Regions from separate parts of the Mus musculus genome. Here region 2 is linked to region 1. The links are chromatin loops, found by intact Hi-C in ENCODE. Cell type or tissue: heart. All regions are shown on one strand. Each heading gives the region's core, and the rest is flanking DNA. Links, peaks and the distances in the headings are about the cores only. Region 1 overlaps Sh3pxd2a (SH3 and PX domains 2A). Region 2 overlaps Sh3pxd2a (SH3 and PX domains 2A).

Region 1 (5,374 bases), core at 163-5,162:
GTCTCATTGTAAGAGTAGGTCTTGTGTGTGTCTCTGGACACCAAGTTGTTTCTCCTCCTTACCTTTTGAGACGGTGTCTGAGGTCACCGCTGATTCTCCCAGAGTTGGGAGGGTGGTTCATCCTATTAGCAAAGGCTTAACAAAACCGTAAGGGTGCACACACCCCGTGCGCTTCGGACGGCCACAAGGAGGGCTCTGGCAGCATTGTGTCTCACCTGGGATTTCATGGTAAGGATTCATGGTTAGGAAAGCTCCAGGGAGGAGCTCAGTTCTAGTTCCAGAGTTGCTGGGGCCGGGGCATACCAAGCATTTGTGCTGCCCGGGAAGGGTTTGGAGTATATATACTCCAAGCTCCAGTCCAGCTACCTCCTTCTGGCCCACCTGACTGCAGGCTCATGGCTGGGGACTTGAAGGGTCTGGCTGGTAGCTGCAAAAGGAGAGGAACTCAAAGAACTCGAGGCTTTGCTAACATGCTCACTCAGCTACCAGGCCAATGGTAGGAAATCCTGCACAGGAGCAATGCATCTTGGGATCGGGACTTAGGCTGGGGATGTGTCCGGCCAGGTCTGGCACACCTCGTGTTCAGGCCAGTCTGTGGGTTTGCAAGGTGGTGAGCACCCAGTGTGCCTATGATAGAATCTTCATCCGAGAGAAGTTGGCTCCTGATGGTACCCAGTGCCTCTTAGGGGACAGGCAGGACATTATACAGCAGCACCAGGCCAGGAATAGGGTTTAGGGGAAGGAGGTCCGTGAGTAGAGCCAATGATGTGGTAGAGGCAGGGTTTGGCCAGTGCCTGATATTTGAATATCAATTAAATCCTGTATAAAGGTTGAAGGTACATGCATTGCCTGTAAGGCTCCCCAAGTTGTTTTCACCTGCGTTAAAACCTGTTTGCTGGATTCTGGGAATGAAGAGCCCATGGAAGGAACTAGAAGGTGTGGAACCCACAAACAAGGGGCAGCTCTCCGGTACGTGTCCCGGGGAGAAATATGCACAGCTCAGGCTGAGAAAGGGCAGAGTGTTATTTGGAAACTTGGGCATCCTGAGAAGGGGGTCTGAGGATGGACTCCCCTAAGCTGAACCTCCAAACTGAATTGTGAGAATGAGGGAGCCACTCCTATTTCCTGGCTGACCTCTGTGGCTTGCTCTGAGCCAAGGCCCTGTCCTCTCTAGCTCTTACCATGTTTCTGTTGTTGGGCGGGACATGTGGCATATGCTGCATTTAGATTTGTTCATCAGTTTCCTTATTTACACACAGTTTACCAACTACTACCGTATGCCTGGACCTGTACTGGCCACTCCTCATCCCTTCCTCCAGGGTCACTGATGGCTTTCATCCCCAGGTTAGAGAAAAATCAACTCTGGGAAGAAGGCTCAGTGGCACCTGCCACCAAAATGAGTTTGAAAGACCCACAACGTGAGGACTCCCCCACATTCTGACTCAGGAGAGGCGACACCCCAAAATCACCAACGAGAAACGGTCTTGCTGCAAATTGCAAGAGGATTTTTATTCAAGAGCGCTCTCAGGCCCACGGTCATACACCACGCAGGGTAGAGGACCGTGGCGCCCCGAGTAGCTGAGTAAGGGGGTATTTAAAGGAAGAAACCACAACTCAAGGAGGTGGGAAGGGCGTTGTTGGAAAATACCAAAAATACCAGTTAAGAGTCACAAGGAAGTGCAAAGTTACAAGTGTCAGGTTATCTCTCAAGAAAGTTTCTAAGAGCCCCTAACAATAGCACATTTGCATTGCAGGTTCCAGTAATGGTCAGGGTGCCATTCTTTGAATTGAACCCAGGAAGCGGGTGGGTGGAGGAATGTGGCTATCTGTTTTATGATTAGCATACCTTGGAGCACAGAGTTTACTACTCTTTCAAGTTCAATCCCTGGGATCAATGTGGTGGAAGGAAAGCGTGGGCGCTCATGAGCACGTGTGTGTGCACACACACACACAGACATGGAGGAAAGACAGACAGACAGACAGGCACAGACACATAGGCAGACACACACACACACAGAGGCTTACACACCACACACACATATTTAAAAAGAGAGAAGTCCTCCCGATCCTGCCCCACGTGGTAGAGCTTCACCCTCTGATTCGCTGTCTTTCCCCGGCTAAGGAGCAATCTCACGGCCTGCCTCAGCGAGGCTCCGCTCTGTCTTCCCCTGCTGCCTCTGTACCTGCCAAGTCAGGCCCAAGACCAAGCACAAGTACCCTCGGCCCCTCCCTCAGCTGTCACTGTCACTCAAGCGTTAGGCATATCCTGTTTGGGGTCAGGTGACCTGGAAGGGCCTCCCACGTGCCTTAAGCGGCTGAGGTCCTTGGCACCAAGTAATTATTTTGTGTGTGTGACTAAACTATTTAGTGTTTTTCATTTTGTATCATTACACATGCAGAACTCTTTGGGGTCCGAGAGCGCCATAGTCCTTCAGTTATGAACCTGACAGGACTGGCTATTGACTTTCTTTTATAAAATACCCTTCCCTCCCTTCTTTTTGAAATAGGGTCTTGTCTTAGGGTTTCTATCGCTATGCTAAAACACCATGACCAAAAACATCTTGGGGAACAAAGTTTAGCTTATAGCTGGCAGGTAACTGTCCCATCACTGAGGGGGTCAGGACAGGAATTCAAGCAGGATGGGAACCTCAAAGCAGGAAGGGAAACAGGCTGTGGGAAAACACTACTCACTAGCTTCTAATCCAGGACTTGTTCGCCTGCCCCCAGGACCAACTGCCCAGGGGAACAATTGACTATACACACACACCCTCCACCTGCCTACCACATTTATAACTGATTAAAATGTCCGGTAGACTTGCCTAAAGACCAGTCTTACAGAGGCACTTTCTCAATTGTGGTTTCTTCTGTTCTGATAACTCTAGTTAGTGCCAAGTTAACAAAACCAACCAGGATAGGCCTGCCGGAGCCTGTACTACTCTGAGCTTGCCGTGTAGCTAAGGATGACTTTTCAACTCTTTCCCTTCTTGCCTTTGCCTCCCGAGTGCTGGGATTACAGGGATGCACGACTGTACCTGGCTTTAACTTTTAATTTTGAAATAATTACATGCTCATGAATTGTTGCAAAAATACCAGGCACCATACTCCCTCTCTGGCAGTTCCAACAACTGCGGAGTAGGTAGCTTTGTTACATTGTAAGGAGGGTCAGGCCAGACATTCTCCACCACCAAATTACTTCCCACAGTTTTTTTTCTTTAAAATTATGTGCATGTGCATGTGTGTGTGTGTGAGTGTCAGTCTGGCGTATGCATGCAGTGCCTCCGTCAGATTGCCCTGGAACTAGAGTCAGAGGCAGTTGTGAGCGGCGCAGCATGGGTGCTGGGAACTGAACTTGGGTGCTGTGCTCTGAACGGCCGTGCACCTTCTTCAGTCCTGGGACATCTTAGATAAATAAGATACTGAGTATGTTATCAAAAGCAGAGTATTACTGTTGGCACCTTAATTGAGCTTGCCGGTTGCCCTGAGCGACTGATTTTCGTATGAAGCATATGGAAATGCTAGTGAGTGTGCATGGCAGCTGGCCGGGGAGGAGGGCAGCTGCCCATGCGAAGCTACTCCACAGTCAAGTGCCAGCACTGCTGTTTCCAGCAAAGAGCTATGGGAAGAACTTGATTTGTGTGAAGAAACTGGCTTGAAGCCTCCTAAACAAATTCTGTGGGATAAATGCCACCATTTCAGTTGCCCTCGATGGGTTTTTAGTTTTTTTGTTTGTTTGTTTTGGTTTTTTTTTTTTTTTTGGTTTTTTGTTTTATTTGAAATAAGGTCCCTCGATGTAGTCCTGATTGTCCTGGAATTCGTTGTATAGACCAAGCTGGCTCCAAACTCACAGAGATCCTCCTGCGTCTGCCTCCCCAGTGATGGAAATTCAAGGCACGTGCTACATGTTTTATTAAAAAGAAGCCTATGTGCCAGGCGGTGGTGGCGCACGCCTTTAATCCCAGCTCTCGGGAGGCAGAGGCAGGCGGATTTCTGAGTTCAAGGCCAGCCTGGTCTACTGAGTGAGTTCCAGGACAGCCAGGGCTACACAGAGAAACCCTGTCTTGAAAAACAAGACAAACAAACAAAAAGAAATATGTGATAAATTGTTACAATACCTCTGAAAGAAAGTTCTTGAATTGAGGTGGTGCTTGCATGTTAACCCATCACTCTATGAGGCTGAGGCAGACGGATGATAGTTCAAGGTTAGCCTGAACTACATATGAGTTCAAGGCCAGCATGGATCATGTATTGAGATACTACTAGTAGTCATGATAATATCATTTATTGTTATTATTAATTATTATTAATAGAATCTGTGGCCTCTGGGTTGCTGAAAACTGGACAGATCTGGAGCTGGGAGACTAGGAAGTCACCTTGACCTCAGGCTTTAGGGATAGGAACAGCGTTGTAGAAAACTGTGAATGGATCAAAGTGTGGTATTACAAGCCTGTCCCAGCACTTAAGCAGCAGAGGCAAGGGGATCAAGAGTTCAAGGCCAACCTGGGCTATGAAGTGAGATCAAGACCAGCCTGGGCTACATGTGACATGGTCTCAAAAAAAAAAAAAAAGCAAAACCAAATAAACAAACAAACCCACACAGGGTATCTGGTCGCACCCTATTTGTGAGCCAGTTTATCTTACTGACTTCATGGCTAACCGTGTAAAATATAACATTCTTGAATCAGAGACGTCAGACTTTATTACAGTCCACGTGAGTGGCGGGGGCATCTTTACATCTGTTCTCCCTCCCTCCAAGTTTCTGTGAGGTGACAAGATTGTCTTGAGACGTCATGTGCACGTGCCATGGGCTGCAAACTAGGAAGGGAGCCTAGACATTGGAGACATTAGGGAACCCTCATTTTTATTACAGGCAGGAAGCAAACCTGTTTTTTTTTTTTTAAACCATGGGGGGGGGGGGACACAGGCTGTTATCTCTGGAAAGATAATCCAAAACAAAAAGTCTGCTGCCTGTTTAGGAGGCCTCCACCTGTGGCAGTTAGAGAGCCAGGGACAGTAGTCTCCAGGGTATATCCGGCTCTGCTTGGAGGGGTAGGCAGAAGTGTTTTTTGGGTACTTACCTCTTGATGCAGCCTGAAGTTTACATGGAACTCTCTGCCTTGTTTGAAAAGACTACTGTGGAAAACCCATCTCCTGTTGCCCATCCTGGGGCTGGAGTCTATTTCCTGTATATCCTGAGTTTGCTGGCCCAAGGAGCCTCCGGGGGAGGAAATGGTCACTGCAGAGCAGGGAGGAGTGTATATAGCCACTGATGTAAAAAGCAAACAACTGTGACCAGGGCCCAGGGACCTCAGAAGCCAGGCAGTGGAGCAGAAAGAGCTGTGCTTAGTCTGCCCAGGTGATGCTAGGGTCACCTTCA
Region 2 (5,374 bases), core at 61-5,060, 56 kb before region 1:
CTCGCCTTCGAAATGGCAACAGAACAGAACCTCTGGTGTGGCATCGTTGGGAAGATTGAACGAGAGGAGGAAGCCACGTCCTGCCAAGGCGTGGTCCTGCCCTCTCTGAGTAGACACAGCAGGTGGATTCAACTTTCCAGAGCCCCGGGGCCTCCAGGGCCTGATGGAGATATATTTAGAACACTTGCGAGGGCCACATGGTGTCTGTGACAAAGGATGGAGCCTGTGGCATGTTCTAGGGGGAGGGTGACCTGCAGGTGAGGGAATGCCAGCCCTTTTCCTAGCTGGCTGGCTATGAGCTGATGCCCGCCTACCCCAGGGCACTCCGTTTCCTCAGATGGATGGTGACGGGGACTTCCGTTAGGGGTGCTCTGAGAATCGTTGCCAGCATGAAAGCATGCAGGAAGCTTTTTGTGATAACCACTTAGCCAGCTGTAAGGCGTGATGAGGGGCCTTCATGTCAGATAGGGTTCACACAGAGCAGGGAGCTTGCTCTGTCCCTGAGTCAAACCTGGGAATGACCGTGGAAAGGAGACAGGGTGCTGTCATGCTGTGGGATGTACTTGTGATAGCAGAGCGGAGTTAGCATGTATTTGAACCCATGACTTAGCATCCGAACCAACTAAGGTAGCAAACTCCTCCTGGTAGCAAGTGCTGGAGGTAGGACTGAAGCTGTGAACCAGGGACCCCCCCCCCCAGGCCAGACAGTCCTTTGTGCGGTGTCTGTTGTCTCTTGTCACAGAGGAAGAGAACATGGTTTATACGGGTCTTTCGCTGTAATGGGAAGCGGTTTCTAGAGCCACTCAGAACGCACTAACTGGAAAAGACTTGATACACAGGTTTCCAGGAGCTCAGCAGGAATGGATGTAGCCAAGGAAGGCAGGAGCCATAGAAGTGGGGCCTCTGAAACGAGGGACTCCGATCCTATACAGGCTCACTCCTGGGAAGAAATCCACAGTAATAAAAAAAGCTCTGGGAGACAGTAGACATCCGAGTCTGCACAGCATAGGCAGGCTGGGAGGAACGTGGAAGGAAGGCACGGAAGGACCTGGCTGCTGGCCCCTGTGCCCAGGAGGGCATGCAGGACACACTGTTTGTTGTGAAATTTTTATTTGCAAAGCAGGGAGTTAGAGGTCCTGCACATTAAAAGCTTTCTGAGACAGTGTTTGAAATGATAGTGAAAAAATAGACATTCTTAAGGTAGTAAAAACACTTTTTGAGAAAATAAAAGAGGAGTGTGTGCGTGTGTATGTGTGTCCGTGTGTGTGTGTGTGTGTGTGTGTGTGTATGTGTGTGTGGCCAGCTTTCTTGAGATGTAATTCCTATAGTGTGCAAATGGCCCATGAAATCTATACAGTTCAATGACTTCTAATATTCACAGTGTTAGACAACTGCACTGTGATAGTCAACTGCAGAATGTGTCATGATGCCCCCTCCCCATTGGTCCCTAGCCACTGGCAACTATGAACACACCTTTTGTCTTTGGACCAGTATCTTCTAGCCATCACATATAAATGCAGTCATCTGTTAGGTGCTCTTTTATGACTGGCTTTCATTAGGAAATACTTTCATCCATGTCGCCTCTTTGAATGGCTTGCTGGGGTTGCTGGATTCATTCCTTGGGGCCCAGATCTTAGCACGGCCAGCCCTTGGTTGCAAGTACAGGCTATGCTGGAGCTAGCCCTCCGTCTCCTGTGAATGAACCCTCGCCCCTTCCCCGGCCAGCACATTGAAGGTTGGGTCTTTAGTACAGGTTCTGCTTTGCAGTTTTATTCTCAGCACTTCCTCTGCCTCTTAGAGCTGGTGGGGGAGGGGTGGAAACTGCACAAGGCCTCCACTGATCTGTCCCCCCCCCCCCCCCCCAGGGACCTTCTTTCCGGTAGTGGGTGGGGAAAGAGACAGAATAGCATCTTTATTTGTTTTTAATATTGCCCGACTCCCCCCAGCCCCTTTCCTAAGTTCTGGTCAGAGTCCCCATGGTTGTTGTCAGACTCCCTTCCCTTGAGACTCCGGGTTATGTGACTTCTCTCTTGGGGGCAGCCGATGGGGAAGTCCACAAGTGCTTTGGCTTCCTCCAGTGTGAAGTTAGTTAGACTCTCTGTTTTTCCTCTAGTTGGAGCTGGGCCAGCACAAAGCTGGCACATCCTTTAAGAGGCGGTCAGCTGCAAGTAACACGGCCCTGCAGAACCTCCTTAAGCATATGGAATCGGGGTATCTCCCATGCCTCCCTGTTTATAGGCGGGTGCTGTTGCAGGTGGGGCTCCCAGATCTCTGTGGGAAGCTGTTGTATCGGGGCTTACCTGCTCTGACCCTGGGTCAGCTCAGTGCCTGTTTGGGAGTAGAACCTGGCATTGAAGTTCTGATTGAGGCTACCAGGAGGCTCTGCCCCGCCCTAGACTCACTAGCTCCCAATTCATATCCTCTCCTGTCACCCTGCAGACCAGAGCGGGCATTTTTTGGATACCTTTTGGTGGCCTCTCTCTCTCTTTCCCTGTACTTACGCTAAAGCTGTTTCCACTGTCTGGAGTATGTGTTTCACCTGCCCTGTTCCTTTAAGACACCATTCCAGTGTCTCTTCCGGAGTCATCTAAGGTACACGGGCCTTTCCCACATGTGTGAGGTATTTGTACCATATGAAGAGAGGATAGACCGGGTCCTGCACTTAAGCCCCAGGCTAACAGACGAAAAGTTCTCCTAGGACAAGGGCTTTGCTAACCCTTGAGCTGAACACTTGTCAATATTTGCTGAACCTGCCTGACTCGTGGCCTGGCCCGATGTGTTTGTTGGTCACGTGCTGGGTTTTCCCGACTTCAGATGCAGCCAGATAAATTAATCTTGTTTTACAAGGTGTTTTGTGTATATGACCATGGCAGAACCCACATCCTCTATATTTTCCCTGTCAGCCCGACCCTTCTACCCCTTCCCCATCTCTTCAGCGTCTACTCTGATTTGTTTAATCTAAACCCGTGCATCCCCTGGTGTGGGATCTGTTGTATGGCTTGCATAGGTGGCTTTGTGCGACCTCTTCTCTTTGACCCAGTAGATCTTTTGTGCATTCTCTGGCATCTGCTTCCTTGCTTTTGACTGATTCGCGGCTCTCTGTGCCCACGTGCACTACACTTACCAACTCTCCCCTTGATGGACACTTGAGTTGCCTTCAAGGCTCTCTAATGCAAATATTACTGTGGCAAGCATCCATGCACACTACTGCCAGTGCAAACTCCACACACTGATTTCCCTCACATGTAGACTGGAAGGCAGGATGGCTACCAAATGACTCAGTTTGGGAAAGTAGTGCCATGTTGCTTCTCAGATGGCTCTGTCAGTTTATACGTAGGCTTCCCACGAACTCCCTGTCTGCTGACCCCACTTGGTAACTACCCAAAGACCTTCCAGACTGCTGGTTCTCCTCCTCACAAACCAATCTGACCTCCACTGGATGATATAATAAATTCTAATCTCTTCCTCATTCCTTGCCAACCCATCTCTCCTGCCTGCAATGAAAGTCCTTTTTATAATTTTCCACCCAGGTCTCACTAATGGGCCCAGAAACCTAAAACCTTCCATTATCTGAAGAACACAGCCAGCTTTTCAAAACTAAACCTCCTTTGTTTTCTCCCTTAATCTGAACTAAGCCCTTCCTATCTATCTTCCTTCTCCACTGAGCTGGGAGCCTCTCTGGCAGGTTCTGTAGACCGTCCAGGAAAGGCTGAAAGTTGTGTTGCTTCACATGGTGGGGGAATGACTCTAGTCCTCCCGGGTTGCTTCTCTCCTTCAGAAGCCAGGTTTGGTATTTAGCTCTGTTTAAACTGTGACCGTGCTGGCAGGTGGAAACCAACTGGGTTTATCTGCTGGGCATAATGACAGGAAAAAGGATGCTACAAATACTTCCCAGGCGCTGGCCTGGGCCAGATTCTCAGTCATCACTGTTCCATGACACCTCATGTTGCTGAAATTGACTATTATTGGTTTGGGGGTTGGGGTTTGTTTTTTGGTCATTTTATTTCTTTTTATTTAAAATTATACTTATTTATATTTATTTTTTAAAGATTGATTTTAATTTTATGTGTATGGATATTTTATCCGCATATACATTTGTGTACTACATGCATGCCTGGTGGCCCAGGAGGCCAGAAGAAGGTATGGGGCCCCTGGAACTAGAGTTAATTACAGCTGGTTGTGAGCCGAGAACATGGGTGCTGGGAACCTTGCTCAGGTCTGCAATAGAGGAGCAGCAGATGCGCTTAACCCCTGGGCCACCTCTCTGGCTCCTGTCTGCGATTTCACTTTGCCCCATCACAGTGAGGCTTAGACATGGCGTCAGGTCCGGTGTTCTGAGCCTATTATGTGCTTGTCTGAGTTCTCCAGTTACACCGTGAGCTGTGACCCGGCAACATCAGCGTCTCCTCCCCCCTCGCCTCTGTCCGTGCCCCCAACCCCCCACCCTCCGCAGGGTTTTTCACTTAGCAGATGCTCAGTAAATACTTGCTGAGTGGTTGACACAGATTGCATGCTATCTGTCATCTTCAAAGGTTAGGACCAGACCGTTAAAAAAAAATAAACAAAATCTTTCTCTTAAAAGAAGGCATTACCTCCTGCCCTTCCCTTGCAAATGTTCCTTCTAGTCTTATTTATTGCTTTTTTGGGGGGTAGGGAGTCTTAGGAGAGCGACTCAGAAAGCCCCTTTAATTTAAGAGAGATGCCATAAATCACACCCATTACGGAGGGATCAAATGCCTGCGTGCGTGCGCCCTATAAGTGGATTAGGGGCGCACACTTGGGATGGCTCCTCTGTTTGTCCCCCACCCATCTGCAGGGCTGGCCTTCCCTGGCAGTGTGTGGTATCCTACTAATTGCTCTTCAATAAACAACAGTCTGTTGAAAACCTCCCATGAAAAAAAAGTGCCGTCTATGTATTGTATCGGGAAAACTAAATATTATGGGAAAGGCCAAATATTTCCACTGTGTTAAGAAAATAAGAGCCCCGGCTGTATGGAGCTTCCCTCTCAGTGGGCAAAAGACTCGGTGGAGACTTCAAAGAGGGAAAAGCTGTCAGGACAGCCAGGGCAGTGGCTCCATTAAAGAGGAGTGAGTGTGTGCATCCTACTCGTGGCTGCAGAAGCTGCAACATTCTCTCTGCCTCCGGGAGGATGGTGGAATCTGGGTGATGGAGCTGTAATGGAGTCCTTAGTATCTGGGCAGCATCTGAGCTGGAGGGCCCCTGACCGCACGTGGACCATCTGATGAGTCTCTTCTGGCCAGTTCCACCCACCTCTCATCACTGGGTTAAGCAGGCGGGGTTGGCTGGCTTTCAGTGGGGAGAGACCTAAAAATCATTTGGCTTTTACTAAGAAGTCAGGCTAGGTTATCTAAG

What was found. A loop is a pair of places that touch in the nucleus more often than their neighbours do. Peaks named below come from ENCODE experiments on the same cell type or tissue, not always from the same donor. Only the 100,000 strongest peaks of a DNase experiment are listed, where the experiment ranks them.
Region 2: a loop joins it to region 1, with 5 times the contacts of the local background. A loop is called at or near these places in 2 of 42 quality-filtered maps.

What each region holds. Positions count from the first base shown.
Region 1 is chr19:47,387,940-47,393,313 of GRCm38, reverse strand. All of the region lies in intron 3 of Sh3pxd2a (SH3 and PX domains 2A), which reads left to right. Among named protein-coding and RNA genes, the nearest start is that of Gm36885, 37 kb to the left of the region's middle. In heart, for the core only: no CTCF peak of the experiment used is centred there; a DNase peak (open chromatin) is centred at 2,233; H3K27ac peaks cover 831 bases.
Region 2 is chr19:47,443,692-47,449,065 of GRCm38, reverse strand. All of the region lies in intron 1 of Sh3pxd2a (SH3 and PX domains 2A), which reads left to right. Among named protein-coding and RNA genes, the nearest start is that of Gm52384, 8.8 kb to the left of the region's middle. In heart, for the core only: no CTCF peak of the experiment used is centred there; DNase peaks (open chromatin) are centred at 195 and 2,055; H3K27ac peaks cover 3,988 bases.